Regions from separate parts of the Homo sapiens genome. Here region 2 is linked to region 1. A link is a contact called in ENCODE Hi-C or POLR2A ChIA-PET data. All regions are on one chromosome and are shown on one strand. Each heading gives the region's core, a stretch centred on a gene start or an enhancer-like site at or near the end of the contact. The rest is flanking DNA. Distances are from core to core; before and after follow the strand shown.

Region 1 (6,802 bases), core at 85-2,584:
GACGCAGAGGTAGCTAGTTTGGTTCAGGGGCTGGCACTGGTACTCGCAGTTGGCTCTGAAGCACGGGTCCACGGGCTCCACACACTCGCCGTCCACCAGGTCGTAGTTAGGGTAGCAGTGGCACTCGAAGCCACCCTGTGTGTTGACACAGCGCTGCGGACACGGACTGGGCTCCAGTATGCAGTCATCCACGTCCTCGCACCGGTGTTGGTCGGCCGCCAGCCGGTAGCCGGTCTCGCACATGCACGAGTAGGAGCCCGGCTGGTCGGGGTTGGGAACGCAGAAGTGCTCGCAGAGGTCGTTGCAGGACTGCGTCGCGGATGCGGTGCAGGAGCGCCCGTCTGCCTGCAGGGCGGCGCCGGCTGGGCACTGGCAGCGGGGAGCCCCAGGGATCGCATTGCACGCGTGCTCGCAGCCGCCGTTCTCCACGCTGCAGTCCCAAGCGCCCGGCGCCTCCCTGGCCCAGTGCCCCTGGACCGCTCCGGGCGGCGCGGTGCACATTAGCTGTAAGCCGAGGGGAGCCACCGCGGCGGAGCTGCCCACCGGCAGCGCCTGGAAGTCCGCTCCGCGGGCCGCGAACGGGGTGCCGTAGGTGATCGAGACGGCGGCAGCCGCGGCGCCGGGCTCCACAGCCAGTGGCCTGCAGGTGGCTGGGAAGTGGAACTCGCAGAGGAAGCCATCGGCCTTCACTTCGCACTGCTGCTCCTCCCAGATCGGCTCGCTGGGCACAGTGGCCTCAGCAGCGGAGACAGCGACGCACAACGGGCCGCAGAGGGGAGCCCCATTGAGGTCGAGCCGTGCCCACCTGCTATAGCTGGTGTTGTTGTCTCCCGTAACCCACTGGAAGCCGCGCAGGGGCCCGAGGCGCTTGGGGTCGCCGCAGCCGGGTGGCAGCTGCAGGCCGATCCAGAGGCGCCGGCGGCCAACGCCGCCGTCGCCGTTCAGTAGCAAGGAAATGACATCGGCAGCCACCGAGGAGCGCACTGTCATTAGGTGGCCCCGCAGTCCGTCGCAGATCTGACTGGCATTGAGGAAGGTCGCGGGGCCCGGGTAGAGCGCGAAGCAGTCGTGCTCGACGCACTGGCTGCCACCCGGCTGCGGCTCTGCGGGTGCGGGGAACCCCAGGCCGGCCAGGGCCAGCGCGCCAAGGACCAGGACCCCAAGCATGTTACCCAGGCGCGCCGCGTGCAGGCGCCGGGGAAAGCGCGGGCACTGCGACAGGGCCGTGCCGGAGCAGAGGGGCACAGGACGCCGATGGCGACAGCCTCTCCTGTCCGTCCCAGCCCAGACACTTCTTGCCGCTGCGCGCAGCCCCTGCGAGGCAGCCTCTGACATGCGGATCGGCCAGGGCTCGAGTTTATAAGTGCCCGGCCCTCCCTCCCTGGACGTTCGGGAAAAGGAAGGAAGTGCCTGGTGGGAAGGGCTGATGCCGCATACTCGGATTGCTGGGTTCTCTGGCCGCCCTTGCGCCCGCCCTCGCGCATGGGATCACCTCGCCGGGATGAGTAAACCCTGCCCTGGCGCAGGGAGGTTCTCGGGCGGGGCCGACAGGGGCAGGCGCCAGGGAAGGCCAGCACCCCTGTAACAAGACGACTGTCCCCGCCCACCACTCGGGCCCCCACGCGTGCAGCCCTCTTTCATCTCTTGGTCCTCCTTTCTTTCTTTTCATACATGTTACAGCCACTTCCAAGGAAAGCCTGGATTGCAAGAGCTCTGGGAACCGGAGACTTCAGAGAAGAGGGCTTTGAATGGGGAGTGGGGGAGGTGGTGCACAGGACCTGCAAGACGCTGGGAGGGGTGATCGGCACCAAGGGCACTTTGGGAGGACCTGCCTAGGACGTGGACTTCCCCGAAGACAGGATCGCAAGGAGAGACAGCTGGATCCTGTCCGCGGCCAAGGTGCCTGGCTCAGGAAACCAGCGGAGCGCGCTTGGCCTCACAGGACAGTGGGTGTGGCTGGGGTGACGGGGCAGGGTGGGGAAGACTGGCCTAACACCAGCGCCCTCTGCCCCATGGCTGGCCAGGGACCCGCGAGTCCCTGGACACGCACTGGCCAACGCCAGACCCCATCTCATCGGGTGGGGAAGTCGCGGGGACACTGTCAGGGCGCCGAAGTCCGGACCCGGCTCAGAGGCGGTGGCAGGTGAATTGCTGCGGCGCCGGGTAGGGGCGGGCGCGTGGGAGCGAGTCAGCCTGGCCAGTTTCGGCCCAGCTTCCGAAGGATGGTGCTTCTTGCACCCCAACAGAGTGGCTGGCAACCCCCCAGGGGAGCGCGCAGGATCCCAGCTGATCCCACCCGGGTCGGCTAAGGAGGTTTCCATTTCGTCCAGAGTCCGAATTGATACCCACGTGCATAGAAACGCCACTTGCTCGGCAAAGGGCACTGAAGAGCCACCGTCCTGTGGATGGGCAGGGTGGGGGGGGGGCTGGAGGAGGACATGGGAATCCGTCACTTTCGACCTCTTCCGGTGGTTCACTTACCGGGAATGCGGAAGAGTGGGTCTCCCCCTCGGGTCGCCCCCATAATGGTGAGAGGCAAACTGTTTAAAAACACCCTTGCCTCTCTCCTCTACTGTCCTCACAACGAGCGCCAGGGGGCGGCGCTGTCGAGCTCTAAACAAAGCCAAGGAAGTTGGAGAAGTTTCGGGCTAAAAAGGGTTAAGGTGTAGGAGCACAGAGTCCTCCTTCTGGGGTTGGAAGCTCCGTTCCCGGGCAGCTCAGCGTGGATTCCGCTGCGTTCACCTCTTGCCTCCAGGGCCCAGTAGATCCTGGGCTTTAAACAAGAACAGAGAGTATGGCGTCTGCCACGTGCGACAGACACGCACCGGTGGGGTGGGCCGGGCTGGACTGGACTGACCTGCAGTGACCAAACGGGTGGGGCGTGGACACTCTGAAAGTGAAAAAGGCAAGCACGACTGTCCCGCCGCACACTCCCCAGCGCCTTGGGGCAGAGAGCCTCCAAACGTCCCGCTGAGTTGAGCTCTTCGCTGGGAAGGCCGCCCCAGCACCCAGGAAACGAAGGAGCTGCTGGACACGGGGGTCTGAAGCTCCCGGAATGCACACAGCTGCGCCTCCCCTGACGCGGACCCCCTGGGAAGAGGAAGGGAAGAGCGGCAGATAGCACAGTAGGGCTTGTCCGGCGGGAGCAGTCAAGCTGTGGCTGCCTAGGCTGAATCAGGGGGTCGTGACTCCGGTGCACAGCCTGCCTACGCGGGACGCAAAAGCAGGGCTGCCTGCGGTGCCGCCATGGGGGTGAGGGTGGAGCTTCAGATAAGGGCAGGAACCTCGTTGGGGCACTGCTGAAAGGTCTCAGAATGTGGGGACAATTCCCAGAGTGAATGAGACAAGAGAGGGGGACAGGATCGGTTACAGAATCAGAAACCAGTGCAAAGTGAAAATGTGGGGTCCATTGTTCAATTACAAGGATTCAAGACTGTGATAGCAAAGTGTTAAACAAGGAATGAGGCCCTGGGGGGGTGATGAGAGGGCCCTTCTGAACCTGCCAGCCCTAAAAGCCACTGAGGGACATTCAAGGATCAGATCTCACCCCACACCAGGCTGGCTGAGTTCTTGGATGGATTCTAGCTGATTCACCAACACAATGTTTCACTGGACGTCCTACACAGGTCCACTTGCACCCATTGCTGATTCTTGCAAAGAAAAAAAAAGTGTGAGAACAGCCCCAATAGCTGAGTCCACTAAGAACTCAGTGATGTCTGTGAAACTTGGATCAACCCTATATGAGGAGGTGCAGATGTTGGATGTTTCTGTATTAGAAAGAAACTAGAGCAACAACAGATAGAAGCAGAGCATTGTCCCATGGGGGGTACCACAGTGTCTGGGTTGCCCTACACAAGGATGGGTGGACATGACCCACTTGGCTTTCCCACCTGTAAGGGCTTTACCCCTGACCCTCAGGATACCTTTGCCTTGTGGGGCCTGCCCTCAGCCGCTTTGTTTTTCCTCTCCAGCCAATACCTTGGAGGCTTTGCATATTTTAGACTACCTTCTGGTGACTGAAGGTCCCCTGTCTGTGTTCTTGCCCCATCCCTATCTTCCTATCTGTGCCCCCTGCACACCAGGGTGGGCCACTCCTTCCTATCCCTTTGCAGATAACACATCCACTTCCCAATGCTTGGCCCAGTTCCTGGCCCAGCACCCTCACTCTGGCCCACCAGCAGACTTGCTTTACTCCTGAAACAGCTCCCTTGAAGAACACCCATCTGGTCCTAAATACTGTTGCCAAAATCTTGTTTTCAGCCATCCTTCTAGAAGCCTTGGTGCCATTTGCACTTGTGACCCTTCACCATTCTCAAGGCTCCTCCTCCAATTACTTTTGAGACACATGTTTTCCTCCCTTCCTCTCCTGTGAGCCTTGGGGAGGCCCCTGGGATCCTCTTGTACCACCCACTAGAGTGGCCATTCTCAAGGTTTTGCTGGTGGTCTTCATCATCTCTTTACAACCCACCTTTTGGTGAACTTACCCATTCCCCTGGCAGTGATAGCAGTGTCCAAGGAGATTGGGGAGGGAGTATTCTAGAAGGGACCCTTACCCCATCTTTCCCAGTATCAATAGTTGGTCCACTGAGGTTTTAAACCATGCACTTGCCTTTGACTTTCTGCTCTCCTTCATCCACTGCCTAGTTTTTGTGTCTTGTTTCCCCTGATCACTGCTCCTGCCTTCTCAATTTATGCTGAGACAGTTGGGTCCCCAGCTCTTTTCCTTGCTGCTTATCTCTCCAGCTCTCCACCGTGGCTGAGGCTACTCTGATCCTCATACTCCCTCAGTGCTGCTCCCACCCGCTGGGAGAGCCCATACTCTTTCCCCTCCGCACTGAAGATGCTCGCGATAGTGCCTCTACTCTGTGGCCACAGATGAGAAAATTTGCACTCAAGGGGCTATGCTGGAATTTGGACCCAGAGCCTGCACCCCTTGCACCTCACAAGGCTTCAAGGACCAGTGTTCTGCTGGTCTCCATGAATGAGGAAACATCCTGGCAAGGGAGGCTCCTGCTCACTGTCAGAGAAGCACCTTGTCCGCTCATCTCCACCCTGTAGTTCATGTCTCTCCCTCTGCTAGCAACATTCTCGTCTGCCAGGCTCTTCACCCACTGAAATCTTTCCATTCTTTCAAGTCCCAGTTCAAGCTTCCCCATCAGCAAGTTTTCTGAATAACCCAACCAGAACTGATCTGTCTGTGATTCCCATAGACAGGTCGTTCTCTCAGCTCTTTAGTACTCACCACTCCCTCCCTGCCCTGTACCTAATCATGCATATACCACACTTTTTGCTGCACTTATACTCCAGATTCCCACACATTTTTGTATCCCCTTACACCTAACAGCACGCTTTGTAACTAGACAGTGCCCAGAGCTTATTGGAGCACCTGTGGTAGATGTTTCTTTGTCCTCTCCAGGGTGATTTTCTCACATTCACCTGCAAAGACAAGGATGGGGGACCTCAGAGCCTCAGGGTGAATTAAGAGTGTGGACTTTGGAGCCGACTTGGCTGCACTGGAGACCCAGCTCCGGCATTCACAAGTTTTTGTTTATTGTTAAGATTTGACTAATAACCCCTCCCCGTGTAGCTCAGTTTCCTTGACTGTGTAATGGGAATAGTCCCTCCTTCAAAGTGTTAGGATGAAGATTAAATGGGTTATACATGTAAAGCATTTAGAACAGAGGAGCCGTAGTCAGCTCTCAATAAATTTTAGCAAAAAAGAAAACACTCAAGTCCCTAGAATTTGGATTCGGCATCTGATTGTATTCAATATCCAGCATGGTTTCTTTTCCATGGTAGGGACTCACCAAATGTCTGTTGGATTTAATTTGTTCCAGCCAAGCATTTCTACCACTAATAACAATAAGCAATTGTGAAAAAAAATCAGGGATGGAGGCATAGGGAAGAAATTGAAGCATGTCCTGTCTTAGGCTTCCCATCTGCCCTAGAGACATCCATAGTGACTGTCCCCATTGCCCAGGTGTGGAAGCTGAAGGCCAGAGAGAATCAGTGACTCTCCAATGTCACACAGCTAGTAAGTGGTGAAACAAAGATTCACCGGCCTGTGGTAAGGATGAAAGAATTACAATGTGGAGTATGTCTGAGCCCCCATTTTGCCACATACTGGCCTACTTGGCTAAGTTATTTCAATCTCTGGTGTTCTTTCCCAAAAACTGGAGATATAATATCTAATATGTAGGATTAGTGTAAAATAAAACTCTTTCCCAAAAACTGGAGATATAATATCTAATATGTAGGATTAGTGTAAAATAAAACAGAAAATGTACATACAGTGACTATTACTTTTCTTGGAAGACAGCAGCTGTTTAACAAATATGGTTGTTATTACTGCTATATATAAAAAAAAAAGCTTTATCAAAGACCCCTGTGGTCACTGGTAGCCATCCAGGAAGTCTTGCTTTTTATTTATTTATTGACTGATTGATTGACTTTTGAGACAGAGTCTCAAAATCGGTAGCCCAGACTAGAGTGCAGCAGTGTTATCATGGCTCACTGCAGCCTTGACCTCCCAGATCAAGTGATCCGCCTATCTCAGCCTCCAGAGTAGCTGGGACTACAGGTATGTGCCATCACACCCAGCTGATTTTTTTCTTTTGTGTGTGTGTGCAGAAATGGGGTCTCACTATGTTGTCCAGGCTAGTCTGGAACTCCTGGGCTCAGACAATCCTCCACCTCAGCCTCCAAAAGTGCTGAGATCACATGCATGAGCCACTATGCCCAGCCAAGCCCAGCTTTTTAGATGGGAGTTTCTGCTTGATGTCTGTGGAGGAGGCTGGACCAA
Region 2 (6,802 bases), core at 1,496-3,995, 480 kb before region 1:
ACAGTATTATGGCAATTCCCTTTAAAATAGCATTTGATACACTTCAACAGAGGGAGTGTCAGGCATTCTGTTTTGTACAACTTCCGGCTGCATCAGCACCAGTTGTGTCAAACATGTTGATATAACATGGTGTTTATAAAAGTCGAGTTAGCTGTTCAAATGTACTTTATTTTTCTTTTCCAGAAATTCTACAAGACAGAGATGTGGATTCACAGTCAAACACAGAAAGGATACTTAGTTCTCAATGAAGCCGGGGGGAGGGGGTAGTTTATGAGAGCTTCCTTCTAAAAGGAGCTGTCTGTTCCCTGAAGAAATGACAATTCCTTGTCCCAAGCATCACTCAAAGTTCAAAAGAAGCATCTGCAGCCCAGCACAAGAAAGTGTTTTGCTACCAACATCCTGATGCCACTTGCACCTTAAAAGTGGTTAATACCTGCTGTGGATTGACTCAGATAAACCAGGAACAGCATCCCAGAATCTCTGCACACTGACCTGTGAATTGATGAAGCCAAAGACCACTGGTGAAGTCCATTTCTCTCCCTTTGCTTTCCTCCAAGACAAAGAAGAGTAGGAAACACACTGGGAGTTTTTTGTTGTTGTTTTATTTTGTTTTGTCTTTTCTTTGAAAAAAAAAAAAAAGATAAGCATCCATTTCCAAGTAATTTGAAGCGAGATAATTCTAGTTAGTGAAGAATTTCAATAACGGCTTTCCTAGAAACTCAAGACTGATTCAAACAGCAAATACTGAGATGCGGTTCCATCCCAATTTATGGGGTTTTCTTTTCCTTTTTGAGGAAATAAATAATTTTAAAGAGCCACAAAAGAAGGGAGGCAAATTATTAGATATTTTGCTTGACATCAAAGTGATTTTACATTTATAAAGGCATACTGGCTTTCAAAATTTTTAATGTTCCAGTCCTAGCTAAAAAGTCATGTCATGTCCCCCAAAACGAGCCTGAATTGATGCGAGGTTTTATGCAGACTTTAGGTCTGGTGAAGGGAATTTTGTGGAGCTATGTGTCACGGTTTGGGGTGAAATTAAACCCTACGCTTGATTCCAGTGTCCATTTTGAGCTCGTTAGGATTGCATGTGTTTTTCCTGTTTGCACCCGCTTTCTTCAGCCTTCTATGCACATACAGATGGTTACATTCTCATACTGGGTACCTGCAGAAGGTCACATGCTTTGCATCAATGGCAATTAGTTCCCTTTTTAAAATGGAAAATGTCATTAAGTTCTTGAATAATTCAAGAGTAGAGGTCACAATACAGTGTCCCTTTTGGGGGTCTTTATGGTGCAAATGGCAAAACAAGGCGATCCTATCAGTAAGAGTAGATCTAAGGTTTACAATGTAGCTCTATTTAGTGTGACAGGAAAATTAAATTACAGGAGGCACTCACTCATTGTCACCCGTTAACAGGCTTGGGAAAATTGTGAATCCCTGGGGGCAAATCACTGACGACGTGCGAGGGGAATAAAAATATTTCATTTTAATTGGCTGTTGTTTCCTTTGCTTGATTTTGAAAACAACAAACATAAACATGTCCCCCACAGTTCTCCTTGGAAATAGGGTCCCGAGTCTCCCAAACACGACCCCAACTTACAGTCTCTGCCCAGAGGCCGGCGGGTTAACCGCCCTGGGAAGCCTAGGTCTGTTTTCTCAGCGATGGTTGAGCTGGTCTTTATCCAGGGATTCCTGGGAAGGAAAATATAGGGACAGGTTTCAAATAAAAATGGGCTTCCACTACTCCGCCCCCCGCCCCCATCGGAGTCAGCTGGAATGCAGTTATTATGTTTCTGGAACAAGGGCAGCCCTTCGATTCTATCAGGACTGAGGAGGAGGAAGGGAAACAGAGTGACGCGGAGGCCACCCATTCTTTCTCCTCCCCAGAGGAAAAGGAGTTCGAGCTCCTTTTGAGATACCGGGTCGGAGAAGGTGCAGCTCGGGCTGGAGCAGGGTGGACGAGTGTTCGAAGAGGAGAAAGTGCAGGCTGGGGGAGCGAAACGAAAATCCTGAGGTCACTAAATGAGATAAAAGTGTCTCCAGGGCCGTGCCAGCACATCCTAGCCACCACTGGTGTCACCAGCATCCCGCCCCCCATTCTAGCCCCCTCTGTTGTCCCCCATTAAGACTGGTGGGCGTGGCTGCCTGGGTCCCGCTCCCACCGCAGCGGGGTCGCGCTCCCAGTCTTGACCCAAGGCCGTCTGCCTGTTCGCCCGGCCCTCCTCTGCGCGGTGCCCAGCGGGCTCATCCGGACGGGGCCGACCTTGGCACCTGCAGGAGAAACCCTGGACTCGCCAGTGTTACCGGAGACGGGAGAGCGATGGGGAGGGCGGGAGAGGAATACAGCTGACAGAGCCCATGGCGACTGGGGTGGGATAGGTCGGGTCCGGTGTGAACTGGCTGCCTAGGGTCGGTTCCCTGCGCTTTCTAGAATTTGTGGGGGAAAAGCAAGAATGACCGTCCCTCTGCCTCGTGCTCTTTTCGATCTCTCCCCCGACCCCCAGTGACATTTAGCAGGCATTTTCCTTTCGTGGCCTTCTCCACTAAGACCCTTGGAAGTCCTATGTCAGCGAAGTGAGCGTTGGGAGGGGACGAGAAGAACCCCCCGGAGGGCCAACCCGGGTTCCGCGTTTGGCGCATCTCGGCAGCCGGAGCTCGCCAAACCGGGACAGCCCCACGGACCCGCGGGGACTGGGGGCTCGGCCGGCTGCTCTGACGACCTCGGCGCGCCCGATCGGCCCCGGCTGCCTGGCCCCGGGTACCCGGGCACACGCCGCCTTCCCGGAGCCCGAGCACCCGCTCCGGCTCTCGCAGCCTGAGCCCAAGGAAGGCTGCTCTGCAGGTCCCCGGGCCACTCGCGGGGAGCCCGAGCCAGCCCGCCAGCCAGCGGCTAGGGCCTCACCCAGGAATGAGGAAAGGGAGTGCTGCTTTATTTCGGAAGCAGGTCCGACTCTGTGAACACCTAGATAGAGGGAGGCATTTAATTTTTATATGCACATATATATATATTGCAACGTGATTTGTCCTAGGTAGAGTTATTTGTGCCTCAACTTTGATACATTTCATGGTAGAATTAAAGGACAAGGTTCGTGCCTGGGGTGGGGGCGGAAGAGAATAGTGAAGGGGCAGTTTAGATGTTTTTTCTTTTCTAAATGATTCAATTTAAGCAAACACTTGGGGGCTCCAGGCCGCTGTAATTCCAAAGACAATTTTCTCTTGTTTTAATTTGATTTGCATTTTTTCAACGTTGATAATACTCAATTTCATGGCTGAATACACATGTAAACACGGTTAGGTCGTGTTTTTCGCCACTTGCACCAAACAGAATGTCGCTTGTCTCGGTGCCATGGGAGGTTACACGCCGCGTCCTCAAAATATCTGCAAGTTTCTCCTAAATTATTTTTCAAAACTTGGCCTGGAAATTTGTCTGAGCTTCAGAGGTGACGAACTAAAATATATCTAAACTGAATATATCTACTGAACTAGCCAAGGTGTGGGAAGACCTGCACAGACATTGCAAAAAGGAAGGCAGTAAAGGAAACAAATTCCTATTTGATATAGAATCAATCCTATTTTTACCCGGCATTATTTTTCTATATTGTATTAATAGTTTTAAACAATCCAAAAATAACAAAGAAATTATCTTCTCCCAGAAATGTTTTTAATGTGGATTTCATTGCTAGAAAGACAAGCATTGAGAAATATATAGCTATACCTTTATAAGGAGAGGTTTAATTACCACTATTGAGCTATTTTATCAAACATAAAAATTAGAAGAAAATGCAAGGTGAAATTGAGAAATAAGCGTTAGTCATATCAAAACTGATATTCAACAAAATAGCACTGCCAATGACAATGAAAGTAGGATGGTGTGACCTGCCTGTGAGCAGCTACCACAAAACTGTAATGCAAGCATATCACACATTGTTTTGCCCTCAGGACACAAACTAGACAGACATTGTGCAAAGAAATGTTTGGCACCTAATAAATTTATTAAAACTCCAAATACATTTTATACTCCATTTACGAAACTGTGCTGGAAAAAGTGAGGACACACTTTTTTGGTTTGTCCAAGAATACCTTATGTAATAAAATGGCTGTCTAATTTCCAGAGCTACCCTTCATTTAGAAATATATATTTATCTGCTTGCTATTGACTAATGTGGAATATTCAATACTGTGAGCAATATTTCTATCTCAAATCTTAAGAATTTACAAACTACAATGTTTGTTTTATTTTAAAAATCCTTAAAAATGAAAAGAATCCGTGAAAATTCTAAATCCTAAAAAATAAAATAGATCTGTGAGACTTCTTAAAATGCTTTATGCTCCAGGCTGGCTGATAATAGGTAACTGTATTTTAAATTGAGGTGATCTAATTTGAAAAATATCTTTTATCACGTGAAAGGCATTTAGGCAAACAAGAAAAAATTCCATTTGAAAGACAACAGACTTTGAAAGAGAAAGTCGCTTAATTTTTTTAAAAAACACACTCGTGGCAGGCCGACTGTCCAATGTCTGCAAGAAAACTGTTCTTCACCATTTGGCTTTTAAAAAAAGAATTATTAAATTTTAAATTATAATTGTTAGGATTTGTACTAAGGTTTTCTATTGTTTTGGAAGACTGGCCATTATGCCTACTTTATTTTACACAAATAGATGGCAGAGTACGCGCGCTCCTCACAATTGCTTCACAGCAAACCCATTCTTAGAGATGGAGCTAATGAAGGGGGCTAATTGTAACACACAGTCTATTCAGAGAATGCAAATGTTGGACAATAGAGTACATCTTTCCCTTTTTCTATTAGTAATTGAGGAGTAAATGGAGATCTTGTTAAGGATCTTAGAAGTTTGATCGTCACTGAGTGAGTTTGCCATTTTAATTTGCTTTCATCCCCAAAACAGATCTGTATTGAGACATGGCTACCTCAGCCAGAAGCAGAGCTGCTGCACCTCAGACAGAATCTGTCCTCCACCCTCAACTTCATTGAACTGGGTCTGAGCTGCAGCAGGAAACAGGGAGAAGGGCTGGGGTGGGGGAAGGGAGGCAAGGGAGGAATGGTCGGGAAAGTCTCTGGAAAGCATTCTAGACAGGTGGGGACTTCCAGATGTGGTATGGTTGGGGGCTTGGGAACTTGGGAGGGTGTGCACCTTGGGAGAGTCATGAGTCCTAGGAAGAAGTCACAGAACCCACCCCAACCCCTGCAAAACGTCCAGCAGCTGGGAGTGGGGAGGCGCTTAGCTAAGGGTGTCATACAGGGATAGTGATCTGCCTGTTCTTTCATGATGACCAAGAGCCCAGAGGCCTGAGCCTGAGGTAGGGAAGGGGTGTGTGTGTGTGTGTGTGTGTGTGTGTGTGTGTGTGTCATGTGGTGTGTGAGAGAGAGGAGGCAGGGAAGGAGGAGAGAGATTGTGGAATGCAAGGGAGAAATCATGCAGTTACTTTTAGTTGTTTACTGAGCAAGGGCAAAATCTAAACCGCGCTTGCCACAATCAATGAAAGGATCGCCTCAGCTTCCAGAGTTGAGCTCCCTAAATGAGTCTGGCATTCTGATAACTGCAGGTGAGCACCTGAGATCAACTCCTTCCCACTGCTCGATGCTGGGAAGAGATAGGGATGCATTTGTTCCTGAGCTCTGGGAAGGGAGAGGCAAGAGGGGGATTTAATTGTCTGCCTGGGTGAATCGAAATGTCCTTTAAAGCACAGAAATCAAGAGAGATTGGCCTTTAATTGGTAAACTTTGCTGATTGGGGGAGGTGGTAATTAAAATGGAAAGAGGACAAAATACAGATTGGCTACTGCTTCCCCCACTGTCTCGCCCCCATAAACAGCCCCCAAAATTGGTATTCTCCTCCCCTCTGGCCATCTTTACAAGGCTCAGCACACAATCTGATTGTGGGTAATTGTGTCATTCTTGTGTCCCAACCTTAGTCTAACACTCAGTTGTCCAGTTTGGAGTGAGAATACAATTTTATCTAGAACTCTGTTCACTTCCAAGAGTTGGCCATACACATGCCAACACGTGAGGAGCTGGCCTTAGAATCCAATTGTCTGCCTGTCTCTGAAATGCCGAAATGGAAGATGCTAAGTCTGCAGGGAATCTCACACCACTAAAAATGGACAGGCCAGGGAACTTAGCTTCCCGGATATTGAAAAGTAAAGGAGACCTCCAAGCCAAGCCTGAGCCCTGATTTGAGGAGGTCTAGTGCTCATTTCCACTCTGTGTCCCCGGAGCCTGGCACAAGCTTGGCAACTGTTCACATGCACACTCAGATGCACTCTGCTGGAGTGGTGCTCTTGTATGCGATGGGCCTACTGGGTCCTGGGCAGCATCCTCCCTCCCTGAGGGCTGCAGGTTGATGTGCCTAGGCCAGCATCCTATTCAGGGGCAAACCCCAGAGGCAGGTGTTTATGGAGATCTGCATTGGCATATATGTGAGGGGTGGGAGGGGGAGGCTTGCCGCGGGGGCTGGGGCCAGGGCGTGCTGGGGACCAGCTGTGGGCGGTGTATGCATTCCAGCTATGCTGTCACCTGGGTTGTCAGGCCACCAGGTGCAGGTCAGGGGGAGGTCAGAGGCAAGAGCCTCTTAGGACATTCCTAGCCCTTGCTCCCAGAATCCCTCGGTAGGGAATAAGGCAGACAGGCTGTAGCTCAGAAATGATTTGGCTATGTGGGTTGTTTTAAACTTATATGTCAGCCCTTAGTCTCTGCCCCTGACATTTTCTCTCTTGTCTGGCATTTTCTCCTTCTAATCACAATGTAAGAGCCTGCTTGCTGCCTCCTACTTTCCAGCACTG

The links. Hi-C counts contacts between places; a loop is a spot of excess contacts on that map. ChIA-PET counts read pairs that join two places held with the same protein, here RNA polymerase II (POLR2A). Pooled maps may share reads with other maps.
Region 2: a loop to region 1 is called in a pooled map, with 4 times the contacts of the local background. The contact joins the enhancer-like site here to the promoter of THBD in region 1. A Hi-C loop is called at or near these places in 4 of 37 single-sample maps with no recorded cell type and 6 of 50 pooled maps. POLR2A ChIA-PET finds 5 or more read pairs at or near these places in 1 of 52 experiments (endothelial cell of umbilical vein).

The regions. Positions count from the first base shown.
Region 1 is chr20:23,048,338-23,055,139 of GRCh38, forward strand. It overlaps THBD (thrombomodulin), which reads right to left and starts at 1,335. Exons shown (of 1, transcript NM_000361.3): 1 at 1-1,335. The coding sequence starts at 1,167.
Region 2 is chr20:22,566,191-22,572,992 of GRCh38, forward strand. It overlaps LINC00261 (long intergenic non-protein coding RNA 261), which reads right to left. Exons shown (of 4, transcript NR_001558.3): 2 at 1,604-1,695; 3 at 493-615. Among named protein-coding and RNA genes, the nearest start is that of LINC00261, 9.0 kb to the right of the region's middle. RefSeq lists enhancers at 1,662-2,480, 2,481-3,298, 5,209-5,808. Within about 2 kb of position 2,746, at least 5 of the 41 ENCODE cell types and tissues checked have a DNase peak (open chromatin) inside an H3K27ac peak, as active enhancers do.